Regions from separate parts of the Homo sapiens genome. Here region 1 is linked to region 2. Evidence: read pairs that join two places in POLR2A ChIA-PET (ENCODE). Cell type or tissue: Panc1. All regions are shown on one strand.

Region 1 (2,500 bases), 210 kb after region 2:
ATAAATAACTTGTAGTGTTTTCAGGGTAATTTGTGGACATGTATAGAGTTGTGAAAAATCTGAGTCACTCAACATGCATGTTCCCAGCTGACCTCAAATAAGATGATCTTTGCCTTCCTGTTTGTAAACTGGTGTCCTTTTCAGTGTCTGTTTAGAGCCATATTTTTCACATTTTATGCTTTTTGTTGGTGATTTCACTGTTTAAAATAGTTCCAAGTGTAGTGCTAAAATGTTCACCAGTGTTCCTAAGCATAAGAAGGCTATGTCATTGTAGGAGAGAATATGTGTTAGATAAGCTTTGTTCAGGGGAGATACTAGGTTCAATGTTAATTAACCAACTATGTATTAAATAGGATGTCTTTAAGCAGGACATATAATACAAGGTTGTGTATTAATCGATTCAAGAAAATGTGACCAGGGGCCTACAGGAAGCTAACCCTGTATTTCCTCTAGGAAAAATGGTTCAATATTTGCTAATTCGGGGTTGCCAGTGATGTTACAGAACATAACTACTGTGAGTAATGAGAATCGAGTATAATTCTTTTTTTTTTTTTTTTTTTTTTTGAGATGAGGTTTTCTCTTAATGCCCAGGCTGGAGTGCAATAGTGCAATCTCTGCTCACTGCAACCTCTGCCTCCTGGGTTCAAGCAATTCTTCCACCTCAGCCTCCCAAGTAGTGGGGATTACAGGCTCATGCCGCCACGCCTGGCTAATTTTTGTATTTTTAGTAGAGATGGGGTTTTGCCATGTTGGCCAGGCTGGTCTCAAACTCCTGACCTCAGGTGATCCGCCTGCCTCAGCCTCCCAAAGTGCTGGGATTATAGGCATGAGCCACCATGCCCAGCCGAGTATGATCCTTTTTCAGTTAAAAATCAGTGTATACTGCTTACAGTCTTTATTTCTACTTTCGTTTGCATTTGAATCAATTAGGTTTTATTCATTCTAAGTTCTACTCTCCTTTATAGTAATAAAGCATGATGGAAAGCTAGAGCTACAATTTGTGAAATATAGTCTGTACTAAGTATATTTTTAAAGTAGGGCTTTTTTTCCTTGACAGGATAAAATCTGAACGTACCTACTAAATGTCCTCATTGCTGGTTGGGCATGGTGGCTCATGCCTGTAATCCTAGCACTTTGGGAAGCCAAGTCAGGAGGACTGCTTGAGCCCAGGAGTTTGAGAGCAGCCTGGGCAACATAGCGAGACTTGTCTCTACAAAAAATAATTTTTAAAAGTTACTCAGGTGTGGCGGTGTGCACCTATAGTCCTAGCTACTTGGGAGACTGAGGCAGGAGGATTGCTTGAGCCCACGACTTGGAGGTTGCAGTGAGCTATGATCGTGGATGTTGCCACTGCACTCCAGCTTAGGCAACAGAGCAAGACCCTGTATCTAAAATAAATAATAAATAAATAAATGTGGCTGGGTATGGTGGCTCGCACCTGTAATCCCAGCACTTTGGGAGTTCAAGGAGGGCAGATGGCTTGAGTCCAGGAGTTTGAGACCAGCCTGGGCAACATGGCATAACCCCACTCTACAAAAAAAAAAAATACAAAAATTAGCTGGGCATGGTGGCACATGCCTGTAGACCCAGCTGCTCTGGAGGCTGAGGTGGGAGGATCACCTGAGCCCAGGAAGCAGAGGTTGCAGTGAGCTGAGATTGTGACACTGCACTCCATCCTGGGTGACAGAGTGAGACCTTGTCTCAACAAGAAAAAAAAAAAGAATAAATATCTGGGTTGCTAACAACCATATCAAGTACTTTATTATGCTTAGCTTTACATAAAAGTATCATTAGGGTCAAAGTCCCTAGGTCCACACATCCTGCCTGAATGTTATCAGAACTAAGAGCTCATTTGAAGTCAGCCTGGAAACTGCAACTTTTTCAGATGTGCTGTATTAAAATTATGGATCAATCTTTTATTTCTTTTTCTTTTTTTTTTTTTGAGACGGGGTCTTGCTCTGTCACTCAGGATGGAGCACAGTAGCACGATCTTGGCTCACTGCAACCTCTGCCTCCCGGGTTTAAGTGACTCTCATGTCTCAGCCTCCTGAGTAGATGGGATTACAAGTGTTTGCCACCATGCCCTGCTAATTTTTGTATTTTTAGTAGAGATGGAGTTTTACCACGTTGGCCACACTGGTCTCAAACTCCTGACCTCAGGTAATCCACCTGCCTCAGCCTCCCAAAGTGCTGGGAGTACAGGCATAAGCCACTGTGCCTAGCCCAGATCAATCTTTTCAACTCCAGAATTCTGAGTTTTATATATGCAGATGACATCACCTTATGCTCACTATAAAGAGTTGAGTCCTATGTGCATAGAGGGCTTCTTGGAGTGATGGAAATATTATTTATCTTGGTAGGGATGGGGTGGTTACATGGTTGTATACACTTGTCAAAACTCATAACTGTACATTTCAATAAATCTGACCTTAAAATGAAAACAATCCCATTTGAGAAGAAACTTTATGTTGATAGAGGTTAAGCAACCCTGTGTGGGGAA
Region 2 (2,500 bases):
ATTGCCATCTGTGCAAAAGCGAGAAGGAAGCAATGGGGCAACATCTGATGAACCTTAGAACAGAATTCCAGAATAGCCAGCGGTATCCACTAAAAGACTGTGCTGGCCAATTAGATAGCGGTAGCTGAAACAGAGGAGTTTTATTCACTCCATTATTGACTGGGTGAAGGTCTACCATAAGAAAGACCAAACAGGCAGGAGTAGTCTACCTCCTGTGAACACTCAAAACTGACTTGCCAAGGTGCCATTCTAGACCAGAGCCCTAAGGAAAAGGGAGTGGAATAAAGTCTTACGGAAATGTTATGCTGGAAGTGGAATAAAATTTTATGAAAGGGACAATAGAGACAAGAAGAGAAGGAGATAGACCATATAAAAGTGAGGCAAAGTCATAGAATCAAGAAATCTTAGAAAACAAACCACAAAGCAAACCACTGTATTTTTTAACACTACCCAGAAACAGCTTTGTGAACTTATATTCCCTGAACCTCTACTCATTCTAAAAGTTCAAGAAAATTAAATTCACATAAAAATGAGCTACAGAAAGGTATTGAGATCAAATTACATACAAAGTTATTATACGAGAAAAAGGGACAGAGTATCTCTCCAGACATAAAAACTTGCAATGAAAAAAATGCACACAAAATAGACCAAAATTATAACCAAAACTATTATCTATTTCACAATGAGTTAAAAGGCATTAAGAAAATGAGGTAAGACATGAAAGAACAACGTGTATCAATTATGAAAATGTGAGAATGAGATGACAGAGAAAGTTAGAAGTAAATGAAAAAAAAATGCAGAGCTGAGCCTCAAATAGAAGCAAGACGAGCAAATGATACCATTTGAGAAAACAATCGGCAGTGGAAAGATGAAATTTTAAAAAATAAAATAGATTTAAAAGATTCAAGAAAAAGTAACGATAAGAAAGATAGGCAAAGAAGACAAATAGTAGAGGTGCCTGAAAAAGAAAAAACCAAAGCAGCATAACAGAATGGGTACTCAGTAAATATTTTTTGAGTGAATTAATTTATTAGCTATAGCATATAGCATATAGAAATGCATATTAAAATAGACATGGTATATTAGTATGTTGTAAAACAGTATTTTTTAAAAAAGTGAAATGAAGCCTGGGATTATTATGATTATTTTTTTTTATGAAACATAGTGTATATACTTATGGGGTTCATGAGATGTTTTCGTACAGGCATGCAGTGTGTAATAATCATATCATGGAGAATGGAGTATCCATCCACTCAAGTATTTATCCTTTGTGTTAAAATCTAATTACACTCTTTTAGTTGTTTTTAAATTATTGCCTATCGTCACCCTGTTGTGCTATCACATAGTAGGTCTTATTCATTCTTTTTTTTTATTTTTTATTTTGGATACAAGGTCGCGCTCTGTCACCCCGGCTGGAGTACAGTGACGCAATCTCGGCTCACTGCAACCCCTGCCTCCCCGGTTCAAGCAAGTCTTGTGCCTTAGCCACCCAAGTAGCTGGGATTAGGCGTGTGCCACTACGCCTAGCTAATTTTTGTGTTCTTAGTAGACATGGAGTTTTGCCGTGTTGGCCAGGCTCTTCTCCAACTCCTGGTGGCCTCAAGTGATCCGCCCACCTCAGCCTCCCAAAGTCCTTGGATTATAGGCATGAGCCACCGTGCCTGGCCTGTGTTTTTTTGTTCTGTTTGTTTTAATTTAAATCTTTTTAAAAATAGAGATGGGTTTTTGCCATGTTGCCCACTCTGATCTTGAACTACTGGGCTCAAGTGATCTGCCCGCCTCGGCCTCCCAAAGTGCTGGGATTACAGGCGTGAGCCCCCGTGCCCAGACTAGGTCTTATTCGTTCTTTCAGTTTTTCTTTTATACCCATTAACCTTTCCCACCTCTCCCCTGACTCCCCGACTACCCTTCCCAGCCTCTAGGAACCATCTTTCTATTTTCTATGTCCATGAGTTCTATTGTTTTGATTTTTAGATTCCATAAATAAGTGAGAACATGCAATGTTTGTCTTTCTGTGCTGGACTTATTTTACTTGACATAATGAACTGCATTTCCACCCATGTGGTTGCAGATGGCAGGATCTCATTCCTTCTTGTGGCTGAATAGTACTCCATTGTGTATATACCACATTTTCTTTATCCATTCATTTGTTGATGGACGCTTAGGTTGCTTCCAAATCTTGGCTATTGTGAACAGTACAGCAACAAACAAAGGAGTGCAGATATCTGCGATATACTGATTTCCTCTCTTTGGGTTATATTAACACAGATAGCAGTGGGGTTGCTGGGATCATATGGTAGCTCTATTTTTAGTTTGTTTTTGTTTGTTTGTTTGTTTTTGCAGTTGCAAGATTTAATAGAGTGACATAGAGTGAAAACAGAGCTCCCATACAAAAGGAGGGGACCCGAAGGGGGTTGCTGTTGCCGGCTTGAATGCGTGGGTTTACATCCCGATCCTTGTCCCTCCCACTGTGCTGTCAGGCAGTAGATGATTGGCTATT

Evidence for each region. Peaks named below come from ENCODE experiments on the same cell type or tissue, not always from the same donor. Only the 100,000 strongest peaks of a DNase experiment are listed, where the experiment ranks them.
Region 1: POLR2A ChIA-PET joins it to region 2 with 5 read pairs; 2 of 35 experiments call an interaction of 5 or more read pairs at or near these places.

Annotation. Positions count from the first base shown.
Region 1 is chr3:142,235,665-142,238,164 of GRCh38, reverse strand. No RefSeq gene overlaps it. Among named protein-coding and RNA genes, the nearest start is that of GK5, 11 kb to the right of the region's middle. In Panc1, no CTCF peak of the experiment used is centred here; no DNase peak of the experiment used is centred here.
Region 2 is chr3:142,443,493-142,445,992 of GRCh38, reverse strand. All of the region lies in intron 1 of XRN1 (5'-3' exoribonuclease 1), which reads left to right. Among named protein-coding and RNA genes, the nearest start is that of XRN1, 3.3 kb to the left of the region's middle. RefSeq lists an enhancer at 1-130 and a silencer at 1,706-1,912. In Panc1, no CTCF peak of the experiment used is centred here; no DNase peak of the experiment used is centred here; H3K4me3 peaks cover 359 bases; H3K27ac peaks cover 857 bases.